Linked DNA regions of Mus musculus: all the other regions are linked to region 3. The links are chromatin loops, found by intact Hi-C in ENCODE. Cell type or tissue: gastrocnemius. All regions are shown on one strand. Region 1 overlaps Tbc1d9 (TBC1 domain family, member 9). Region 2 overlaps Asf1b (anti-silencing function 1B histone chaperone). Region 3 has its middle 8.2 kb from the start of Scoc.

Evidence for each region. A loop is a pair of places that touch in the nucleus more often than their neighbours do. Peaks named below come from ENCODE experiments on the same cell type or tissue, not always from the same donor. Only the 100,000 strongest peaks of a DNase experiment are listed, where the experiment ranks them.
Region 1: it touches region 3 in a loop (3-fold over the local background); 9 of 42 quality-filtered maps call a loop at or near these places.
Region 2: it touches region 3 in a loop (5-fold over the local background); 2 of 42 quality-filtered maps call a loop at or near these places.

Annotation. Positions count from the first base shown.
Region 1 is chr8:83,256,325-83,264,324 of GRCm38, forward strand. Tbc1d9 (TBC1 domain family, member 9) reads left to right here. Exons shown (of 21, transcript NM_001111304.1): 14 at 2,671-2,769; 15 at 2,980-3,048; 16 at 4,595-4,835. Among named protein-coding and RNA genes, the nearest start is that of Ucp1, 30 kb to the right of the region's middle. In gastrocnemius, no CTCF peak of the experiment used is centred here; a DNase peak (open chromatin) is centred at 4,311.
Region 2 is chr8:83,961,291-83,969,290 of GRCm38, forward strand. It overlaps Asf1b (anti-silencing function 1B histone chaperone), which reads left to right. Exons shown (of 4, transcript NM_024184.2): 2 at 3,741-3,856; 3 at 6,544-6,720; 4 at 7,844-8,000. Among named protein-coding and RNA genes, the nearest start is that of Prkaca, 7.7 kb to the right of the region's middle. In gastrocnemius, no CTCF peak of the experiment used is centred here; no DNase peak of the experiment used is centred here; H3K27ac peaks cover 2,597 bases.
Region 3 is chr8:83,446,889-83,454,888 of GRCm38, forward strand. It overlaps a transcript of Scoc not described here. Among named protein-coding and RNA genes, the nearest start is that of Scoc, 8.2 kb to the left of the region's middle. In gastrocnemius, CTCF peaks have their summits at 3,284 (motif pointing right) and 4,420 (motif pointing left); DNase peaks (open chromatin) are centred at 3,293, 4,231 and 6,950.

The DNA.
Region 1 (8,000 bases), 190 kb before region 3:
GTCCACAGGAGGCAGTCCTTCTAAGACCTGTAGATAAGGCCTTTCCCATCAACCCTGCAACACCTGGGCATTCAGTTTCAACAGGAGTTTGGAGACGGACAGAAATCCTGTCCCCTCTTTACATTGGTTGTCTGAGGCAGGTGACTACCTGAAGATAAAAGCTTTGGTCTCAGAGAAGGCTGCTGAGTGTATATTGGGATTTCTCATGAGCCTTAACTTGTGTTGTAAATGGTGTAACAAGCTCTGGCCTTCTGACACCTGATCTAGAAGCGTGTCAGATTCAGCACTTGGTGAACAGAGGCGCAGTCCCAGGAAATCGTCACAAATAATTCATTGCCTGTTCTTACACTAAGCAATGAGAACACCTGGAGTAGACAGTTGCGGATATAACAATTATTTATTTATTTTTAATTTATTTTTCGTTTTACTGAGAAAAAGTCTTGTTTTATATCTTGGCCTGTCCTTGAAGTGTTCCAGTTTTCCCACTATAGATCACTGCGCAGTTCATAGCCAATTAAAAATCTTTACTCCAGCCATCAGGAACCACACCCAGGTATTCAGGGAGCCAGATGTGACCCCAAGTGTCCAGAACGTTGGGATTTTAAAGGCAAAAACCACATCCTGATTTTTGGCAGTTTCAGCAGAAGCAGCTAAGATAAGCAGCTAGCTGCAGGGGGGTCTGTACAAAACAGGCTAAGACAAGCTAGAAAAGTTACCTGGGGCATCTTGATCTTAGGATCTTGAATAGAGCTGGGTAATTTTCCACGGGATTCTCCATCAAGGGGTCATAGCTCTGGTCAAGCCTACAGTGGCCTTAGCAAGAATTCAAAATGGAGGAGCTTTTGCGCTGCCTTTCCTTGTACGGAAGTGAAGTCAATCCTATATGTCAGCCTCTTGAGGCCTTAGAAGTCCTGTGCTGCTACATTTGTCCCCCCTCATGGCTACTGTGGGGTTGGGGGTGTCTTTCGAGTACATGTGTGTTTGTGTATGTGGGAACTGTAGAGCAATCTCATGTCCTTCCTCAGGAGCCAGCTGCCTTTGTTTTTGAGACAGGCTCTCCCCCTGACCTGGAACTTGCTCAGTAGCTAGATTGGCTGGGCGGAGCCCAAAGCCTGTCATCAGAAACACCTACAATATTAGTAAAAGGGCACGGGTGGATGTGCCTGAGGGCATTCCAGAGACAGGTGGCCCATGAGGGCTTGGGGCTAATGAATGGATGGTTTTACAGTGTGATGGAGTGACTGGGGGTGGTAGGGGGTAAGAGGCAGAGCCTCATAGGAGGAAATAGATCAGTGGGGCATCTCCCAGGGAGCTCTGTCCCTGCCCTCAATTTCCACCCTTTCCTGTCCTCTGATCACCATGATGTGAGCTGCCATATTCCACTGTGTCCTTACCCCATAACGCATCCTCTGAAACCATAGGCCAAAATTAACCACTCCTCCCGTAAGCCTTCTCTGATGGGTGTCATCGTGGTCACAGGCGTGGACAAAGGCCATCCATACACATGCAGACCACTAGGGCGGAGTAGCCCACAGTCATAGGGTTCCTGCATGGCTGCCCCACCTGGATGAAGGAAGATGCTTTCTAGTCCTGATACTCTCAAATCAGCCCAAACTGCTGCTGCATTCCAGACTAGGAGTCAGGAGCTCCTGGGGCAGAAGGACCCTAAGACAACTCTAAGGGCCCCTTAGAGCTGGCAGTTTGTTGGGTCCTGAGGTTCAGTACCTGTTTACTCTATGGCCTCTTATTTCCTAAACTTTGGGTCTTAAACAATACATTAGAAAGCACAAATGTTGTGCCTTCTGTACAATGGCTTTTTTCATCAATTGTTCCCTGCCTTTTGTGAGACAGGTTCTTCTTTACTAAACACAGAGCCGCACAATTTGGCTGCCATTCCAGAAAGCCCCATAAATCCCAGTCTCCCATCTTCCCAGTAATGGTATTATTGGTTTTTGGGTGGCAGGGATTTGGTATGGCTTCTGGGGATTAGAACTCGGGTCCCCAACCCTGACTGGCAAGCCCTTTGCTGGTGGTCACTGTAGAGCAGTCTCTCCCTGAGCTGCTGTTCAGATCAGAAGATGTCCCCACCCTGGGAACTTTTCTCTCCTAACTGACTTAACTGACTTAGCTAGAAGGAAACGATAACTTGGCAGACTTAGTGGGAGTGAATCTTCTCGTCATTAGGGAGTGGCAATTCCTACCAACTCCTGAATTGGGCTGTTTAGGAGAAATAAATATTAAGATTTGGTTTCTTGTCTGAGTTAGGAAGACATCAGGCAGTGCTAGGTGTTAGAGTTTGGAGAGATAGCCAGCTCACACAATGCCCGTGTGGATAAAGGAGCATGGAGATCGGCAAGTGTTCCTCCCTACCTCCTCCTCTCTGAGCCTTAGAGCTCCCCATGCCCGTAAGTGATTAACCACAAGCCTCAGATCCAAGCTTTCTTCTTGAGGGGCTTTCACTCGAAGAAGACACGTGTGACTTTGAAATTTAGTTCTGTCACTGGGTATAGGACAATCTCTACATTATTGATTTACAGTCCCTAAATGGCTTTCTCATCACTGTCACAGAGTCGTTCGTCCTGTACCGCAGGTGTTTCCACCAGTCTGTGCATGTGACCCTGCGTGCTTGAGCACATTTTTTTCAGAAACACCAAAATTCCTCCTTTCTAGAAATTTGGAACTATCCGGGCCGATTTGATTGAGCAGATGCGATTCAAGCAGAGGCTGAAAGTGATCCAGACCCTGGAGGACACCACCAAACGCAATGTGGTAAGCCCCGTGAAGGGCAGCGGGGAGGGATGGGCGGTGGGACGGGGGCGGGGCAGGGGCGGGGAATACCTCACTTTGCCCCTCCCAGCTCACCCTCCTGCTGCCGCCCCCCCCACCCCCCCAACCCCCGCTCCAGCTTGGCAGAATTTGAGAAAGAACCTAGAGGCTTTCTTGGTGTGCCATGTTTTGAGTCTGCGCGCTCCCTTACAGGTACGGACCATTGTGACGGAGACGTCCTTCACCATCGATGAGCTGGAAGAACTGTACGCTCTTTTCAAGGTGAGTTTCAAAGTAAATTCAGAGGGATGAAAAGAACTTAATATGATGAAAAGAAGCCGTAATCGCTCAGTGAGTCCTTGATCTTTCTGTTCGGTGATTTGGGGCTTCCCTGGGTCGCCAATATACATGAGAAGGAAGACAGAGCCGGGAGAACAAAGCTGTCCTGCTAAGTAGGAAGAGTAAATTGGCTCTCAGCATTAATTTAAGTGGACATTTTAGCTCTCTTCCTCACCATCTGGTACAGTTAGTTTTCTTGGACCTTAGGACATGGGATCTTGAGTTCTAAAACTCCATAGACCAGTGGTGATCAAAGTTCAAATTCTGCCTGAAATTTCTATACCTACTAAGCTCCTAATCACCCTTTAAAAAATGTATAGCTAGAAGCAGCAGCATGGTATGTAGGAGACGTGGTTAGAGTTCACTGTTTCCCAAGTCCCCTGGCGGTGGTGGCCAGTTCTGTTAGTGCTGTGGTGATGCAGAACATCACGGAAAAGGAGGAGAAAATCTTCACAGCATGGCAGCCAAGGAACAGAAAAACACTAAGAGAGGTCCAAGACAAGAGAGAGTCCTCTAGAATATGACCCACTTCCTCCAACCAGGCTCCACATCCAGAAGTTTCCGTCATGCCCCGATAAAGCCAGCAAATGATTAATCCACTCATGAAGGAAGACCAGGCAATTGTGACTCAGTCACATCTCAGTGATGGGATCCATCCTTCAGGGACCAAGTTAACAGCATATAGCATTGTTGTGGGGATGGCTCATAGCCAAACCCTAACAAAAACTGTCTACACGCCTAGCGAAGGGCATCATGAGCTTAAATTCCTGTGGTTTCCATTTGTTCGTTGAGCCACTATTGGTATTGATCCTTAATAAGGATCAATAAGGATCCTTAATAAGAAAAATATAACCTAATAAGTTTTAAATGTGATTCTTCTACAGAAGTTTTTTGTCTTCTCTGGTCAATGTCACGGGTTGGAGTGTGGCAGTTAACACAGTACTTGGGAGTTGGAGGCAGGAACATCAGTTCAAGGGTGATGCCAGCCTGGATTGAGTGACACCATGACTCAGAAACAAAAGCCACCAGCAGATCTCAGTGTGGTTCTTTTGAGCAGGTGAAAAGATGATCTAGGAACAAACATAGAAGAAAGCATGGACATCCTGTAGACAGCTCTTACAGGAACTGAGCATAGACCTGAAGGGTCTCCCTAATGCGCCCTCCTACATCTTCACCACTAGAGGGCGCCAGTGTCATTTTTCCTCTCTCCCCTGGTAGGGAGGCCAGATGTGTATTGACTCGATACACAAGTCAAGCTCCTGCACTCTTCTGATGAAACACTGATTTCTATCCACCGCATCAGGAAACCACTGCTGAGCCTAGCTCTTCGTTCTCACCATGGTATCTTCTAGACTTACAGTTTCACAAGCTAGGTGCTCCTGTGTATAGTAGGAGGCCCACACACAGGCAGATTGGACACTGTGCCTAGGGTAACAGCAGTGGTCTGGGGCTGTATGAGTGACAGTAACCACTTTGCAACATTTTTCAGGCTGAGCATCTGACCAGCTGCTACTGGGGTGGGAGCAGCAATGCCCTGGACCGACACGACCCCAGCCTGCCTTACCTGGAGCAGTACCGCATCGACTTTGAGCAGTTCAAGGGCATGTTCGTGCTGCTCTTTCCCTGGGCGTGTGGCACACACTCCGATGTGCTGGCCTCCCGCCTGTTCCAGCTGTTAGATGAGAATGGAGACTCCTTGATTAACTTCCGAGAGTTCGTCTCTGGGCTGAGTAAGGATGCGATATTCTTGTATGAGCTGGGTGGGGACAATGGGGGTGTCACCTGGGGTTCCCCTCGATAGCACTCAGGGTCCCCACACTGAGTCTAGAGGAAGGAAGAATGCATACAAGGTTTGCATGCTAGTTGTAAGATTGTGTCTGGTTAATAGCTGTATTAATGGGTAATCTACAGCCCACTTGACACATGAGACAGATGGGGTTTTTTTTTGTGGGTTGTTTAGTTAGTTAGTTTGTTTGTTTGTTTGTTTTGAGATAGGGTTTCTCTGTGTAGCCCTGGCTGTCCTGGAACTCACTTTGTAGACCAGGCTGGCCTCGAACTCAGAAATCCACCTGCCTCTGTCTCCCGAGTGCTGGGATTAAAGGCGTGCGCCACCACGCCCGACCATGAGACAGATGTTGATATGAGTTCAGAACATGTTATCAGGGCGCTTGTAAGAAGATTCATCTGGTGAAGGTGCCTGCTTCCAAGTCTGATCTGAGTTCCCGTACCTTCCTGGTGGAGAGGGAGGGCCAACTCTCACAGAGTGTTCTCTGACCTCCTTCACACAGGACTGTGGCAAATACACACACACACACACACACACACACACACACACACACACACACACACACACACACATGCACACACACACCATAGACATAAATAACTAATATGTAGGCTTTTTAAAAAAAATACATGAATAGAGAATGCATATGGCAGTAAAATGCTAACATATCCTGTCAACCCTGACAGGTTTCCCAGGGAAAAAGGAATAGCTAGATGGTGGATTGGATTGTTTTACAAAACAATATAAAAATTAAGAGATACCCTATATAGAATAATCACATATAGGTAAGCCTTTGTAATATATGGTTTCATAATATTTCTAAGTAACATCAAATCTATTTTAATTAAAGACTGGAAAACCATAGCATAAATGGAAGTCTTTGCTGTCTGTTTCCTGGCTAAAGGACTGTCTATAAGTGGGATATGTGCACACTCTCACAAGGACTGCGTCTGGCTAGGACACGCACACATATGCGCACACATGCACACCAGACACCTGACCAGCAGGGTACAGGATGCTGGCTATCTACCAGCTTTGCTCACTTCTCTGCTGTGATTGGACCTTTATTCCATTTATAATGGGATGGAGAAACTGTTGCGTGGTAAGAGAGCTTGGCCCACTCGATGTGAAGTCAGAAGTGTAGCAAGCCTTGTGCCTGGACGTCAGGATGAATTTTTCTGAGGGAATTGTGCCTGTCTGTTATCTTGTGCATCCATCCCTTTTCTCATCCCTGTAACAAGATGACCTACAACTTAAGCAGCTTAAGCTGGAAGTGTTTCTTTTGGCTCACAGTTTGAGGGCACAGTCCATTTCAGCGGGGAAGCATCAGCAGCGTGCATATGAAGTGTCTGCCTGGTCACTGGATGCAGTCAAGAGCAGGGACATCAGTGCTGGAGCTCTCAGGCTCAGCTCCGTTCAGTCTGGGACCCCAAGCCATGTTATGGTAGCGCTCATATCTAGGATGTGCCTTCCCACCACAGTGAACGTAGTCTAGAATCTGCCTAGGTGATTCTAGGTCTGATTACACTGGCAGTCATCAGTAGTAGCCAGTTGTGCTTGCATCCTATGCTTGAAGTGATATATCCAGGCAATGATGCAAGACTAGGTTTAGAGTCAGTGATGGCTCCAGACAGCACTCTTTCTCTATAGGTAAAATGTCTAGAAGGTCAGAGGAAGCCGGAAGTGTGTTGCTTGGAAAAAGTCTTCTTAGGTTAATTCTGTCCTCACAGTTATGTGAAGCCTTGTGCACATACTTAGGGTAGGCTTGTCTGGAGGAGTTTGAAGTATGCATACACAATGCAAACAGCCCTTCGGACTAATGATGGCACTGAACAATTGTACAGTATTTTTCATGTCAGGCTCTAATGCAGTGGTTTCTATGTATGTATTTATTTGCCCTAAGGCACAAGTTACAAACTTCAGGTTTGAATTCTGACAGCCCGTAGGCATAGTTTGTGCTGTAACTGTCACACTGAGTGAGAAAAATTATCACTGGTCTCAGTCCATTTTAGCTATTCTAACAAAATGCTTTTTAGTCCGAATAATTTTTACACAAAAGAAATAAATTTCCCATAGTTCTAGAGCATGACTGGCCCAAGATCAAGAGAACATCACATTCCATTTCTGTGGTGAACAGTTCTCTCCATGTACTGATGCATGGTGGAAGAGCAAGCAGCCACCCGTGAGTTCCTTCAGTAAGGACTCCAATTTCCATGGCAGCACTGTCCTGACCTACTCAAAAGCCAATGGCACCATCATACTGGAAGTTAACATTCAGAGCAGGCCTTATGAGGTGACAGCAACATTTCAGGTCACAGGTTATCTGCCTACCCACTGATGGCCTGCTTAGGGTTTTACTGCTGTGAACAGACACCATGACCAAGGCAACTCCTATAAGGACAGCATTTAATTGGGGCTGGCTTGCAGGTTCAGAGGTTCAGTCCATTATCATCAAGGCAGGAACATGGCAGGGTCCAGGCAGACATAGTTCAGGAGATGCTGAGAGTTCTACATCTTCACCTGAAGGCTGCTAGAAGACTGGCTTCCATGTGGTTAGGAGGAGGGTCTCATTGCCCACCCCTACAGTGACATACTTCCTCCAACAAGGCCACACCTCCTAATAGTGCCACTTCCTGAGTGAAGCATATTCAAACCATCACACAGAAGGGACAGAAGCTCAGCAGCTTGCTGAGACTCCACTTCTTAGGCAGCAATAAGTACCTGCTGTCAGAGCCAGCTGAGAGAGCTGCATGTGGTTCACATCGGTCAGACCCAGGGTGTAAATGAGATTATCCAGCCAAAAGCTTCCCCTTTTTTCCCCATGCAGAAGACATTTCTTCTAGAACAGTCCCAAGAGGCATTGGTTCAATGTTAGCATAGATGCAGGCTATAGATAAGAACCCACGGGGATAATCATATCGTCCCTTTCCACCAGGATTCCAAGGCCTCTCTTCCCTCTTCCTGAACTGGCTCATCTTCAGTTAGAGACTTTAGTAAATACTTCCAGAAAATGTTTCTGATTCCAGGAGCAGCTCAGAGTTTAAGGAGAGAAGCACGACTCTTTTAATTAAACCTTATAAAGGCAGAATAAATTAAAATGAAGGCTAGA
Region 2 (8,000 bases), 510 kb after region 3:
ATCTCCATAGTGCTAGAGTTACAGGTGTGTACCACAACAACCAGCCCCTTCCCGTAAACTAATCATCTACAAGTGACTTTCCATTTTTAGGTGGAGGGATGGGACAGACAAGTTGTGTATGAGGGAGTTCTTGGGTTGATGTCAGGAATCGTCTTCAGAATGCTCTTTTTGCTTTATCCATTGAGACAGGTGTCTTAAACCCAGGTCTTGGTGGTATGGCTAGGCTCACTAGCCACTTCATTATAGTGATCCCCTGCATCCACCTTCCAAGGCTGGAGTTTTAGGTGAGCCACTGTGCTCTTTTTACATGCTTATATAGAAAGCACTGTAATTACTGAGCCATCTCCCCAGCTCTACATGACTTCGTCTTAGTGTCAGTACTATGGAAATAGATGTTGTATGCTGTTTAAAGAATACATGAAATGCATTTAATTCCAGCACTCAAGAGGTGGATCTCTGAGGTATAGGCTAGCCAGGTCTACATGATATGAGAATAAACAACAAGAAAGTTGTACATATTCATGTTCAGTACAAATTTATTTTTATGTGTGGTGCTGGGGATGGAACCCTGGCATCATGAATGCTAGATGAATATCCCACCTCTGGGCTATCCCTCCAGTCCCAGATTGTTTTTCTAATATTTTCTATCTGGTTGGTTGAGTTTATAGTTATATAACCTACAGATGCTAAACACTGAGTATATTCTGAAATGAAATTTTTAGTTTCTCTCTATTCAAAACACTGCACCCCAGTATGAGGAAATGGTTCAGGAAGGACCTGAGTTTGACTGTTCAGCACTCAAGTAGAAGCCAGGGAGTATGAAGGGGATCCCAAGGGTTCACTGTCTACCAGACTAGCTGACAAAGTAAGCTCCAGATTGAATGAGAGACACACATGGGTGCACTCTTGTAATTCCAATACTTGGAAGGCTTGCAGATATGTTATAAGTTCTGGACTAGCCTACACTACATAGGAAGACTGTCATTTGTTCCTTTGTTTTTACATATGTGTATGTATGTGCGAGTGCTCGCAGAGGTTAGAGGACAACCTGCTGGAGTCAGTTCTCTCCTTCCATCATGTGTTTTCTGGAGAATGATTGTGCTGAGTCTTTATATTTTGTGGCAAGTGCCTTAATCCTCAGAGCCAATTCTAAAACCCAACTCTGTCTTTTTTTTTAAAGCTGTGTCTCACATATTGAGATTAAAGGCATATACCAGTGCAATCTATCTTTTGAAGGAAGAAAATATGAAAAAAATCATCAAATTTTAAATGACTGCAGTTTATGGGCCCTGTAGAAGATTTGATCAGCTCTGACTGTAGCCAGTCAGTATTTATGTGGTCTTTTGTGAATTCTTGGGTCTGTTTCTGGCCCATGTCAAGAAGATGCTTCCAGCGTACACTACAGTCTTCCTTTTAATAGATTTTACCAACAGTATTGACCTAAACTAAGCAATGTTAGGTGCCTTGGGGACACAAGGGACTCTTCTGTGTCAAGCTCTTTTTTTGCCTAGTCTTCCCTCCAACACATTAATTAAGTGTATGAATATGTGGCACCATGGAGTATGGGGAAGGGGCCTGAAGAAAGTAGAGCTTGACAGAGCCATCTTAGAAAGTGAGGCCAAGCAAGGGTCGCATACTTTTCTGTCCTTCCAGAATCATTGATTCTAGAGTGTCACTTTTTATAAAACTAAATTTATGGGTCTGGGAGCATGGCTCAGATGCATAGCACTTTTTTTGGCATGTACATACCTTAAGTTCCATCACCAGCACTCCTAAGAAATAAATAGCTAGGGACAGCTAGAAAGATTGTTCCACAGTTAGAGCACTGATTGCTCTTCTAGGGAACCCAGGGTTAGCTCCCATCCCACATAGTGATTAACTACTTCTATCTTAATGGGACAACATACCTTTCATCCAGGAAATTTGAAATTTCAATTTGGATTATAAGTAAGTTCTCACCCCATGTTGGTTTGCCAAAATGTTGTGGTAAATATTATTCTGGGGATTTCTATCCCACTTGGACTATATAGTTTTCAAATGAAAAACAATAACCTTTACCTTTATAATAAGCTTAAAAATTTTAGAGCTGGGCAGATATCAACCTTTTATGTTATTTTGTCTACTTCCCTGTCAATAACTGAGAACTTGCCATGTTCTGCCTGGCCACTCTTACTCCAATAGGTCATGCACTTACAATCCACCTATCTCATGGTAACTTCTTCCTTCTCTCTCACCATGTTCCCTGTCTGAGACCCCAAGCCCAGTACCTGAGGCCCTCCTTCCTCTCTTCTGCACAGCTACATACTGTAGGCATCTTTATTAACCAGTCGGGGATAACATGTGGAGCAAGGTTTACACAACAAAGGCTGGTATACATGAAGATATGCTCATCATGGAGTAACCAGATCTTGGGTACAGAATTTAGCATTTGAATACAAGCAGCACTAGACCAACCCCCTACAGTACCTGTAGTTCCAGCAGACCCAACACCATCTTCTGGCCTCTGTGGGTACAGGCACCAAAGGGCACATAGACCCACATGCAAGCAAACACCCACACACATAAAATAAAAGGAAAGGCACATAAGAAAATAAACTTTAAAAATGAAATAACTAAATAATTTCCCCAAAGTACTAAGGCTGGAGTTTGAACCTGATGAACCATGGGCATGGGGTTACCTAGAAAGATGTAGGTGGGATTGTGAAGGAACAAGAGAGTGGACGTGACGTATAAAGGAAAGCTTTATGGATCAGGTGACAAACTCCATAGTATGATCTGATATCTGTGTGCTTCCAGTGTTGGATGCCCGTACCACACTGGACCAAGAGCCAGGCAGCTTCCAAGAGCTCTCTGTGAAAATTTCAGCTTGTGCAACTTTTCCCAGCTGCTGGAGCTAGGGGTTGTGTAATTTCAAAGAGCCTAAAATAAGTTCTGGGTCTGGTGCCAAGCGTCTCTGTACTAGCATGACCTTGCTCCTGGTAACACTTGGCCCCTCTACAAGAGGCTATGAGTACCAGGGCTCTTCTGAGATTAATAGGAAGGGTCTCCAGGTACTTTTTCTTTGATCTCTTATGGGTATACTCCAGGACTGAGTCCCTTAGTGATGGAGTACATTGTCAGGTTTTGGAGGTATGCCTTGTCATACAACATTTGCTGGCAGAGCCTCTGTCCCACAATGTGCACAAGTAGGCATGAGTTGGTGCCAGATGTGGACAACTTTGGGACAAGTTGGTTCCCCCCCCCCCCCACAGCTTTGCCTTTCCCCTCCTGCCACCTGGCTCTCCTGCTGGATTGGAATCTGCCACCCTGCCCCAGTTATCGAGGGATTTGCTCTACTAGGTGGCACCAATCCTCTGTGAAAGAGAATGAGATGGCACTTCCTACCCAGAGACCAAGGTAGCCCAACTCCCTGCTGTTCCCTCACAAGCTGATGTCACAGGACTCAAGTCAGCCTCTACTATATGGTTCCTCTCGGCTACTGAGAGGCCTAATTTTCCCGGGAGGGCCAGAGTCAAGGTCACTTGGCCAAGTTAGGCCCACAGGAGAAATGTCTCCATTAAAATAGATCTTCATATTTGCTCTTAATCAGGACTGTGGTGCCAGAACCGACAGCCCAGCAAACACACCAGTTCATAGGACCTTCTAGTATATTCAGATTTGCCTAATGCTGACAAGAAGACCCTTGCCTTGCTCTCCAGCTATTTAAGACCTCAGTTCCCTTATCCCCCATGTTCTTGCAGACCTGGAGTGGAAGATCATTTATGTGGGCTCAGCTGAGAGTGAGGAGTTTGATCAGATCCTAGATTCAGTGCTGGTGGGCCCTGTCCCTGCAGGAAGGCATATGTTCGTCTTTCAGGTAAGTAAGTTTTGCTTTAGCTCTTGATTTCCAGAAATGTTTCAGGCTGGAGATGGAATCAGGGCCTGACATACTAGACATTCACTACTGAGCCACACCTAAGCCTAGAACCTTCCTCTTTTACCTGAAAGCACACTGGTTTTGGCAGTCAAGTTTAAGTTCAAATCCTTAAACTTGGACTGGTGACAAAACTACTGTAATCCCAGCTACTTAGGATGTAGAAGCAGGAAGACCACAAGTTCAAGGCCTGCCTGAGCCACATGTCTCAGTTGACTGCCAGGAGCTGTCTGATTGAAGCTATCTTTTAAAGGACCACCACTCTGAACTCACCCAGTCTCATCAGATGTCCTTCCCCTCCCCAGAAGTGGGGACCTCTGGGTCACAGTTCTTAGTGACCACTGGACCACTAATTTGTGATCTGTTCACAGGAGTTGTATAAAACCCATAAACATAGTTCATGAATATTGAACTATTCCCCTCAAGGAAGAATAAGGATCAAGAGTCCTTGTTACTTGTTTATCAGCCAGGGCTGGGCACAGCAGTATATACTTATAACCCAGTACACATAGTTTGGATCCAACTTAAGCTATGCAGTAAGACCTTCTCTCAAATACCTTACTAATAAGGGTTGACTCAGGAACTTAGCCAGAAGCACTAGCCCATATCTGAACAAAGATTTTCCCAGCACAGATTTTCTCCATAAGTTGCTTTTACCCAGATAGCACTTCATTTTGGGATCTTATTTATTTTGTTATTTGCTGTATGATATAAATCTTTACTCATTGATTTTGGTTTTTCGAGACAGGGTTTCTCTGTATAGCCCTGGCTATCCTGGAGCTCACTCTGTAGACCAGGCTGGCCTTGAACTCAGAAATCCGCCTGCCTCTGCCTCCCAAGTACTGGGATTATAGGCGTACGCCACCTCTGCCCAGCTACTCATTGATTTTTAAGACATTTCAATAAATCATTTGGCATCAGTGAGTTAACATTTGTATGCATAATGAATCAAATACTCAGTTTCTATTAAAGGTGGTAGCTGAGTTTAGTGGTACTTGTTTGTAGTCTCAGTACATGGAAGGCTAAGGTAGAAAGATTGCTTCAACTTCAAGGCTAGCCTAGAGTATACAACCAGATGCTGTTAAAAAACAATTAGAACTGGGCAGTGGTGGCGCATGCCTTTAATCCCAGCACTTGGGAGGCAGAGCCAAGCAGATTTCTGAGTTCGAGGCCAGCCTGGTCTACAGAGTGAGTTCCAGGACAGCCAGGGCTATACAGACAGAAAAAAAAAAAAAAAAAAAAAGAAAGAAAGAAAAGAAAGAAAGAAGGAAGGAAAGAAAGAGAGAGAGAGATAGAGAGAAAGAAAGAAACAAACAAACAAACAACTAGACAGGTTGTGGTATACTTTTAATGTGAGCATTCAGGAGGCAGAGGCAGGCAAATCTCTGAGTTTGAGGCCAGCCAAGGCTGTACAGTGAGATCCTGTCTTAACGAACGATTATAAGAATGTGTAGTAAAGATGGTGGTGAATATAAAACTTAAGTGCTTATATTCTGCCCTAGGATTGTTGGCAGTGTAGCAAAGAAAGGGAACGTTCCAGGGGGTTTCATGGTTTCTTAGCTTTATGTTTCTAGGTCAGGAGAGAGACAAATATTGTGGTAGCTGGAATGTATAGCAAAACTGTTCACACCCTGACAAACAGGAACCCAAGCTCACCATAAGAAACCAAAAGGGTCCTTGTGCTCTGTACTGAAAGCTAAAGCAAGAAGGCCAAGTAGCCCCTAGTTTGGCCCCATGTTGGAACCTGAGCAAAGGGTTTTTCCTTGTTCTGTACATGTCTGTAAGCAACTATGAAAGTACTATAGTTGCCGATTTTGAAGTTTCTAGATGTATCAAGTTGCCAGATTTGTAAACTCAGAACCAGTGAATATAAAGATAGGCTGTGACTTCCAAGTAGTGCTATGTCCAAAGTCACCATCCATCACCTCCTTCCCACTGTGTCCCTATTCCAAGCTACCTGCCCTCACACAATCCTACCTGTCAAGCCCACTGTGCCCAGTGTTCACAGCCAAGGCCTACTTCCAGAGCATACAGCTTGGTCATTTAACAGGGCCCCATTGATGATACTCAGCTGTGTGGTGGTTTTGGTTAAGGGTCTGTGTTTTCATTTGTATTGGTTTCTTATTGTACTGACATAGCTATTCCATCCAAAACCAAATACCCTGATCTGTGACTCTTCTCTGCTGCTAGGTTTAGGCTACTGCCCCTCCAGGCTGATTCCTACCTGGTCTCCTTACTTCTGCTGCAGCCCTCCATATGCTGCCAGTCTTTTCAGACCTTACCTCCTGCTAAGCACCACTCTTTCCCAAGCCCTTAATTGACCCAGCAGGTCACCTGACCATCTTCATCTCATCGTCAGTCACCTTGTACACTGTAGTCCACCTGAACACCTGTGTCTCCTAATCAAGTTCAAACAGTTGTGAATTTCTTATTGTTGTTATTATTACTAGGAACTAAGGATGGAAGACAGGGCTGTGCATGCTGGGCAAGCATGCTGCTAAATCAAATTCACAATCTCTTTATAGTCATCTGTATAATCAGTTTGTCTAGCCCCGCTTTGTTGGTAGTCTTTGTGTTAATGACATTTGGGCATGATTGGCAGTGCTAAAGCGCAGACTATGTCTCCCTAGGCTGATGCCCCAAACCCATCCCTCATTCCTGAGACGGACGCCGTGGGTGTGACTGTGGTTCTCATCACCTGCACCTACCATGGACAAGAGTTCATCCGTGTGGGCTACTATGTCAACAATGAGTACCCAGACCCAGAGCTTCGAGAGAACCCACCCCCAAAGCCAGACTTCTCTCAGGTGGGGCCTGTCTCTGCACTTTGTGCTTTAGACAGGCCAGTTCCCTTACAGTTGAGGGGAGATGGGAGCCAAGGTCAGTCAAGGTTAACAGGTCATGCTGTCTCTGCAGTGCTAAGCTAGAGCTAGAATATAGTAAGTCTTTTCTTCTGGAGGCATGCCTAACAGAATGAGGGCTACAGCTAGGACCAATGGAGCATACTGATCTCAGTACCCCAGCCCTGAAAGTTAGAGGCCAGCATCATCTACATAATGAGTTCCAGCCCAACCTAGGTTACATAGCAAGACCCTGTTTCCAGGTGTGTGAGGCTTGGGGAGCACCTGAGAAATGCTCAATGGTTAGGAGCACTGGCTACTCTTGCAGAGAACCTGGATTTGATTCTTAGCATCCACATTGGTAGCTCACAGCCACCTGCAATTTCAATTCCAGGGGAATCTATGCCTTCTTCTGACTTCCACAGGGATCTGGTATATACGTGACAAACAGACATCTCAATAGGAAAACATTCATACAATAAAAATAAAAATATTAAAAAAAGAAAGAAAGAGCGAGCGAATGGGCTGGAGAGATGGCTCAGTGCTCTTCCAGAGAACCCAGGTTCAATTCCCAGCACCCACATGGTGGCACATAACCAACTTTTACTCCAGTTTTAGGGGATCTATGCCCTCTTCTGGCCTCCAAAGGCACCAGGCACACATATGTGACATAGACATATTTACAGCCAAACACCCATATACAAAGTTTTTTTGTTTTTTTTTTTTAAATCAAATAAGCCAGGCATGGTAATACATATCTCTAACCCCAGTACTTGGGGGCGGGGGTTAAAGCACTTGGGGTGATATAGGCAGATCTCATGTGTTTAAGGCCCTCCTCATCTATATAGTTATAGGCCAACCATGGCTACATAGTTGAGACCCTCTCTCAAAACAACCCAAAACCAAATGAACAAAGCTAAGCAAACCCAGGATGAGAAGGCCCTATTCCTACCCAGAGTGTTCAAGTATCTCTAGGGTTCTACATCTGAGCAACAGGGGTGCTTGAGTCTGCTTTCAGGCTCAAAGTGGAGGTTTGAGGGAATAATGAACACTTAGGTGACAAGGGCTGACATTCTTCTTCTTACTACAGCTACAGCGGAACATCTTGGCCTCTAACCCCCGGGTGACCCGATTCCATATCAACTGGGACAACAATCCAGACAGTCTGGAAGCCATAGAAAACCAGGACCCCAATGTGGACTTCAGCCTTTCCCTCAGTTGCACTCCTGTTAAAAGCCTGGGCCTCC
Region 3 (8,000 bases):
CTATGTTGCCAAGAGGATATAAAACCCAGTATTCCTGTGGAGCCAACGTTAGACAGAATGTGAGTATCCTGCGAGGCAAATAAAGCAATTTTATACCATCTCTCTGCCTAGAGCAGCCAACTTGTTATACCATCGGCTCTCTGCCAGGAGCCACAGACATTTGTTTTATTAATACCTGTTCACTGCCCTCTCTACTTGAAGTCAGTGGCTAGTTTTCCCTATCCTGGTTCTGAACTGCAGGCAAAATCCCCCAGGTGATTCGGACAAGTCTGTATATAAGTCTATCCTAAAAGCAAATAATCCCAATTTTATAAATTCATAGTTAAATCAATCTCTGCCCCAAGAAATAGGCAACTTCCATTCTACAGCTCTCTGACTCAGAGCAGCCTTCAGTCCCCACAACAGGGGACCTCAGAGCCTGCATTTTATGTTTCAATCTGCTGTGATTGAATCCACGTGACTCATCTCAGCACTACCCAGCTACTCACTTTAAAAAAGAAGAAGAAGAAGAAGAAGAAGAAGAAGAAGAAGAAGAAGAAGAAGAAGAAGAAGAAGAAGAAGAAGAAGAAGAAGAAATAAAACCCTAACTCTTGAGTTAATGATCTTAAATTTCTAGTGGATTCTTGCCCAACACGTTGGGTGCCACCTGTTGCAGAAAATATTTTAAAAATAGAACCAACTTGTTCCCGCTCTTGTGCCTCACAGGATAGCATGAGGACAAGATGTAGCTACGAGTGTCTCCCAGTTTCAATGATGGATCCGTAAGGATTCGCCACTGGAGGATTTAGATTTAATAAGGTTTACCAGATTAGGATTTTAGTTGCTGTGCCCAACGATTGAGTTACCATCGTTTCTGAACTAAGTTTGTATTGTGTTTTCCTTCAGGCGGCAGCTTGTCTGGGTTCAAGAGAGAAAGGTATGGTGGCAAAGTGTGGGTTTACCAGATGTGCACCACAAAGACCATGAGGGACTTGAAGCACAGGGTTGATGTGGTAGTGACCCACCAGTGGGAACTTAGCAAGCTGGATAAAGAGATTTTGGAGCTCTGAACCAAGAGTCTCCACGAAATAAAAACAGGTCAGCCATTGCCTGCCAGTGCAAGGCTGGCCAGGCTGCCAGGGCAGAGGCACAAAAGTGGGAACATGCCAGTTCCATTTTTTAAATATTTTCCGCAACAGAAAAACATAGATATTTACAATTCACAACAATAGCAAAGGTACAATTATGAAGTAGCAACAAAAATAAATTTATGGTTGGGGGTCAGCACAACATGAGGAGCTGTGTTAAAGGGTCATAGCATTAGGAAGAATGAGAACCACTGAGCTAAGAGTAAACATGGAAGATCAGAGTGGACACAAAAGGCCTTAACAGATGCTCAGAAAATCCTGCAGCGAGACAGACTGAATCACTGGGATTCCTACCCATGGCAAGGAAACTTACGGTCTAAAGCTGTAAGTTCTACAAGTCCATAAGGTACAAAGGACCCAGTGTAGACAGAATCGTTCCTCAAAGGAAGAGAGGGCACACCCTACATTATCTCAACACTTATTTTTAACCTAATTTAATGAAATCAATAATGGTGTTGGTATAAAGATGTCCATACAGAAACAAAACCGAATAGGGCCAGGAAGAAGTGCACGCATTGATTCATATAGCTAACTGATTCTCACAGTGGTATCAAAGCAATCTCATGGAGAGAGGCTTATCTTCAACAATAATGCTTCAACAACTAGATATCAATATTGGGAGGTAAGCCTGAACTTGTACCTCACAGCATACACACACACACACACACACATACACACACACGCACACAAACACAATGTTAATTCAAATGGACATGGTCTAAAATGAAAGCTTAGATTATCAGTTTTTAGAAGATAGAGAAATCTTTATCAGAATTATACTGGAAAATCTTTTTTAACTTTTTAAAAAGATTCTATTTATTTTATGTATCTGAGTGCTCTATCTGCATGCACACCCGTGTGCCAGAATATGTATGAAGTGTTGCTTTGAAGAGCACAGAGAAACCAGGGTTATAATTTTACAACAAAATGGTCCCACTAGGTAGCAAAGCTCTAAAATGCTGGGTTGCTAAAAAGATTTTCTTCAAATTGTCCTAAGTCTCATTGTAATCTACGAGCTGAGATAGACTCTCAGTAACCCTGTGAGATAAAAGAGGTCAGTTTTTGGAGTTCCCTCAGCTTCTGTCAAAGTCTGGGATCTTAAACCACTTGTGAGCTGATGGGCATCTTGTTTTACGGCTGCTGAGAGGCCTGGGCGAGAGACTCGACCCTCCTTACACCCCTGCATGAACTTCATTCTGGGTTCCCCGTCCACGTCTCTGGGTGTCGGGAGGCTGCAGCCGGCCTCCATATGTAGTGTGTTGTGATACAGGGCCAGAACCTTGATCTTGGAGATCTATTGCTTCTCCAGAAAGTGTAGCAAGCTTTTCTTGGCCCAGGGCTGGCCCAGGCATTGAACAGTTACTCTGGAAACACTGTCCATTGAAGTCTGAGAAAGGGCTTCATACTCTTGATATGCCCACAAAAATACAGTGACCCCCAGGGTCCATGGCCCCTAGAGTCCATGGTAGCACCTCTCTCAGGAACCTTCTACCTGACTTGACTTCAGCTCTGTGGCAAATTCCTGTCCCCACCCCTCCATTATATAGCCCTAGGGAAATTTCTCCAAATGTCTCAGCCCGGGAGGGTTCTTTAAGTTTAAAAAGGAGAAGTCCACTAGCCAGAGGCTGGGCACGCATCAGCAGGAGTGATGGCACTTTAGGAATGCCTGTGGCATGAGTCAGGTGGCCTTTTGTAGCTTACTCCTTCCTGGCCTTTCTTTTACACCATTTAATCTAACTTCTCCACACTTCCAAGTAAGAGCCTTGGCTGGGGTGAGGGCAGTTGGTAATTTACCGAGCTAGCATGAGGACTCGAGTTCAGTTCCTATGACTTGTGGAGACAACCCCATGTGTGGTAGTGAGCACTTTTAATTCCCTTGTTGGGGAAGAGATTGTTAGACCCAGGCTGGGTAGAGACTGTCTCACAAACACTAGATAGAGTGGGCCCCTTAAGGTTGCCCTGTGGCCTCCACAAGCACACTAGAACAGGGATATGTGCACCAACACAGAAACGCATGCACATATGGGGGTGTGAACAAAAACCTACATGTGATTTGTTTTAAACAATTGGCTAAACTGATCATTTCTAACCACAGGGAAATAGGCCCAAACCACCCTCTGCTTGTCCTGGCAAAGGCAGAAAGTTCTGAAAAGCCTTGCCACTAGGGGGCCAAGGCTGGTCTAAAATCCAGCAGGAACAAGTTTAAGTCTTAAGAGAACTTAAGCTATGGGGGGGGGGGGGAGGGGGGGGGAAGAATTCCTGAAGTTGAGCACAGAATCCAGTATGCCTCAGACTCATTCCCAACAAGAGTCATGAACCTGGGTTTTCCTTGTGACAGTGTGAGTGGATCACAAACAAGCAGCTCTCAGTGGGAGGGAACATAGTACACGTCTCTCTCATCCACAGACGAGACATCTGCCTGGATCATTGGTACAATGTCTTTTCCATCCCAAGAGCTTTATGCCAAAATAAATGTTACTAGATATTTGCTAACAGCTCTCATAGATCACAGTCCAATCAGCAGTTTAACATTTCATGCAAATATATTTGTGGTTCTCCTTTAGATTTGGTGTAAAAGGCCTATCATGTCCCCTTAGTGCTGTATTAGGGAAATGACAGCCCTAGGCTCAGGCAGACACATGTTATAATCCCAGCACTTGGGAGGCAGTGTCAGGAGAGCTACAGATTCGTGACCAGCCTGGACTACATGGGCCGACTGCACCTCAAGTCTCTGTCTTAAACAAAGCACATTTACCTTTGCTGTGCCACTTCAGACTACAGAAACAGAATTCAGGTTTTCCCTTTTATGTCCTCAGGGAAAACAGGATAAACAGAAGGGAAGTGTTCTGGCCTGCATGCATAGCAACTGGAGCTGAACAGAAATCCCTGCATCTGATTTCTTATATTCCTGTGTTCTGTCTACAAATGGAGCTCCACTGCCCAGCACCTAAATGCAGTCTTGAAACTCTGTCTGGATGGGTATTCCGCCCTGGGGTCTTCATTTTTCTGAGTTGAGAGAAGCATGGGTGCTTGGCATGAAGGGACAGCACTGGGTTGCCACACTGTCTTTTCCCCTGAGAGTTCAAACTGCTTTCTATCAAAAAAAAAAAAAAAAAATCCCACTGCTTCTCACTGCACCTGGCAGAGGGGCAGAGAGCTCCAGAGGTGGTGGCTGTCCAACTTCATAGAGCATGCAAGGACAGCTAGGGGTTAGGGGGAAGTAACCTCAATAAAAGAAAGAGCCCTAAGGTCTCCATGTTGGGGATGGCACACTACTGACCTCTAGTGGTAAAACTAATTCAAAAACATTTCTTCATACGCAGAACTTTATGCTTCATAATTTATTCATACGTTATGTGACATTTTCTGCTTGTTAAATGACCTTGTCGGCACAGGGAGATTTGTGTTTCTCTACTCAAAAGGCATGATTTTTTTAAATTTCTGATAGAACATTTTAGCCGGTGAGTTGTCAAAAAGATTTGAGAGGTTTTGGGGTTTTTGTTGTTGTTTTCCATCCTGTGTAGAAAATGAGATCAGAAGAATAAAGTCCCCCCGACTCTCTGCAGGATTGAGACTGAAACTCTTTTTTTTTTTTTTGAAACTATGAAACTGTTTTCTTCCTTTTATTTTGAAAATGGTATCATTGGACAAGAATCACAGTTAAATGGAAGTTATGGTTTCATTGTAGAATAATGGTATATAAAAAGTACACTGTCTATTTTTTTTCATTTTTTATTAGGTATTTAGCTCATTTACATTTCCAATGCTATACCAAAAGTCCCCCATATCCACCCACCCCCACTCCCCTGCCCACCCACTCCCCCTTTTTGGCCCTGGTGTTCCCCTGTACTGGGGCATATAAAGTTTGCAAGTCCAATGGGCCTCTCTTTCCAGTGATGGCCGACTAGGCCATCTTTTGATATATATGCAGCTAGAGTCAAGAGCTCCGGGGTACTGGTTAGTTCATAATGTTGTTCCACCTATAGGGTTGCAGATCCCTTTAGCTCCTTGGCTACTTTCTCTAGCTCCTCCATTGGGAGCCCTATGATCCATCCATTAGCTGACTGTGAGCATCCACTTCTGTGTTTGCTAGGCCCCGGCATAGTCTCACAAGAGACAGCTACATCTGGGTCCTTTCAATAAAATCTTGCTAGTGTATGCAATGGTGTCAGCGTTTGGATGCTGATTATGGGGTGGATCCCTGGATATGGCAGTCTCTACATGGTCCATCCTTTCATCTCAGCTCCAAACTTTGTCTCTGTAACTCCTTCCATGGGTGTTTTGTTCCCAAATCTAAGGAGGGGCATAGTGTCCACACTTCAGTCTTCATTCTTCTTGAGTTTCATGTGTTTAGCAAATTATATCTTATATCTTGGGTATCCTAGGTTTGGGGCTAATATCCACTTATCAGTGAGTACATATTGTGTGAGTTTCCTTGTGAATGTGTTACCTCACTCAGGATGATGCCCTCCAGGTCCATCCATTTGGCTAGGAATTTCATAAATTCATTCTTTTTAATAGCTGAGTAGTACTCCATTGTGTAAATGTACCACATTTTCTGTATCCATTCCTCTGTTGAGGGGCATCTAGGTTCTTTCCAGCTTCTGGCTATTATAAATAAGGCTGCTATGATCATAGTGGAGCATGTGTCCTTCTTACCAGTTGGGGCATCTTCTGGATATATGCCCAGGAGAGGTATTGCTGGATCCTCCGGTAGTACTATGTCCAATTTTCTGAGGAACCGCCAGACTGATTTCCAGAGTGGTTGTACAAGCCTGCACTCCCACCAACAATGGAGGAGTGTTCCTCTTTCTCCACATCCACGCCAGCATCTGCTGTCACCTGAATTTTTGATCTTAGCCATTCTGACTGGTGTGAGGTGGAATCTCAGGGTTGTTTTGATTTGCATTTCCCTGATGATTAAGGATGTTGAACATTTTTTCAGGTGCTTCTCTGCCATTCGGTATTCCTCAGGTGAGAATTCTTTGTTCAGTTCTGAGCCCCATTTTTTAATGGGGTTATTTGATTTTCTGAAGTCCACCTTCTTGAGTTCTTTATATATGTTGGATATTAGTCCCCTATCTGATTTAGGATAGGTAAAGATCCTTTCCCAATCTGTTGGTGGTCCTTTTGTCTTATTGACAGTGTCTTTTGCCTTGCAGAAACTTTGGAGTTTCATTAGGTCCCATTTGTCAATTCTCGATCTTACAGCACAAGCCATTGCTGATCTGTTCAGGAATTTTTCCCCTGTGCCTTGTCTGGAATAACAAAAAACCTAGGATAGCAAAAAGTCTTCTCAAGGATAAAAGAACTTCTGGCGGAATCACCATGCCAGACCTAAAGCTTTACTACAGAGCAATTGTGATAAAAACTGCATGGTACTGGTATAGAGACAGACAAGTAGACCAATGGAATAGAATTGAAGACCCAGAAATGAACCCACACACCTATGGTCACTTGATCTTCGACAAGGGAGCTAAAACCATCCAGTGGAAGAAAGACAGCATTTTCAACAATTGGTGCTGGCACAACTGGTTGTTATCGTGTAGAAGAATGCGAATCGATCCATACTTATCTCCTTGTACTAAGGTCAAATCTAAGTGGATCAAGGAACTTCACATAAAACCAGAGACACTGAAACTTATAGAGGAGAAAGTGGGGAAAAGCCTTGAGACTGAAACTCTTAAGGATCCAATCATTCTTTCCAGTTGATGTAAGAGAAACGACCTGATTTACTCCTCTACTCCGAGCAGGCACATTGCCACCATCCTTGCCCAGTGGCACAGTTGTATGTGTGAATGAAGCCAAATCTGTTTCTCTAACTCACACATCCTCTGGTAGACCAACTGGTATTCTTCAGAACTGAACAGGAGGGGCCGTGTGTGCCTGTGGATCTGCACCAAGGCCTGCACATCTAGGGCTTGCACATCTGGGGCCTGCACATGACATCACACTAGCTGAGACCTCAAAGTGGGGGGTCTTTGAAACAGCTGAGTGTATTCTGAATTTGGAAGGTTGTTCACAGTCTTTTCTGCATGCCCAGAAGACCAACTGACTGAATAAATGGACAGTGAATTGTTTGGAATACTCCCAAGAATTATTGCTCATGTTCCTTCCCACTTTGAATCTGAACAGGTTTGAATTGCTTCCTCCCTTGGAATGTGACTTGCTCTGAGGAAAACTCATTACTGAGAATAATAGGACTTCCCAGAGACCTTTGTCCTGAAAAGGCCATGTGTGGGGCTCTGATTGACAGGCTCCAGCAGTGTTGTTGTGAGCTGGAGGAGGGGCTGGTATGGAGGAGTGGAGTAGCTTCCCATTGCTAGCTGCCACAGCTAGCTGAACCAGGATTCGATCCCAAGGACCTCAGCTACAGCCCTTGTAAGCAGCATTATTCAGTGATCATTCCAACTTCAAAAGTCCCCATAGTCTATAGCAGTCTCAACAATGTTAAAAGTCCAAAGTTCAAAGTCTCATCCAATCACTTAACTGTAATTCCCTACAAAATCAAAATCAAAAAAGCAGGTCATGTGACTTCATTATCACAGTATACACATTACCATTCCAAAATGTCATAATGAGGAAATACTGGACCAAACCAAGACCAAAAAACAGATGGGCAAACTCCAAACTCAGCATCTCCATGTCTGATGTCAAAGCACTCTTCAGATCTGCAACTCCTTTCTGATTTGTTGACTGCAATTCAATTCTTTCTCTCTGGCTGGTTCCACTCTCTGTTAGTAGATTTCCTCAGCAGATAGCCCATTGTCATAGCATCTCTAACATCCTGGGATCTCCAAGGCAACTTCAACTTCAAACTTCTTGTTCCAATGTCTGGGATCCACACATGATGTTCTGGGCTCCTCCAAAGGA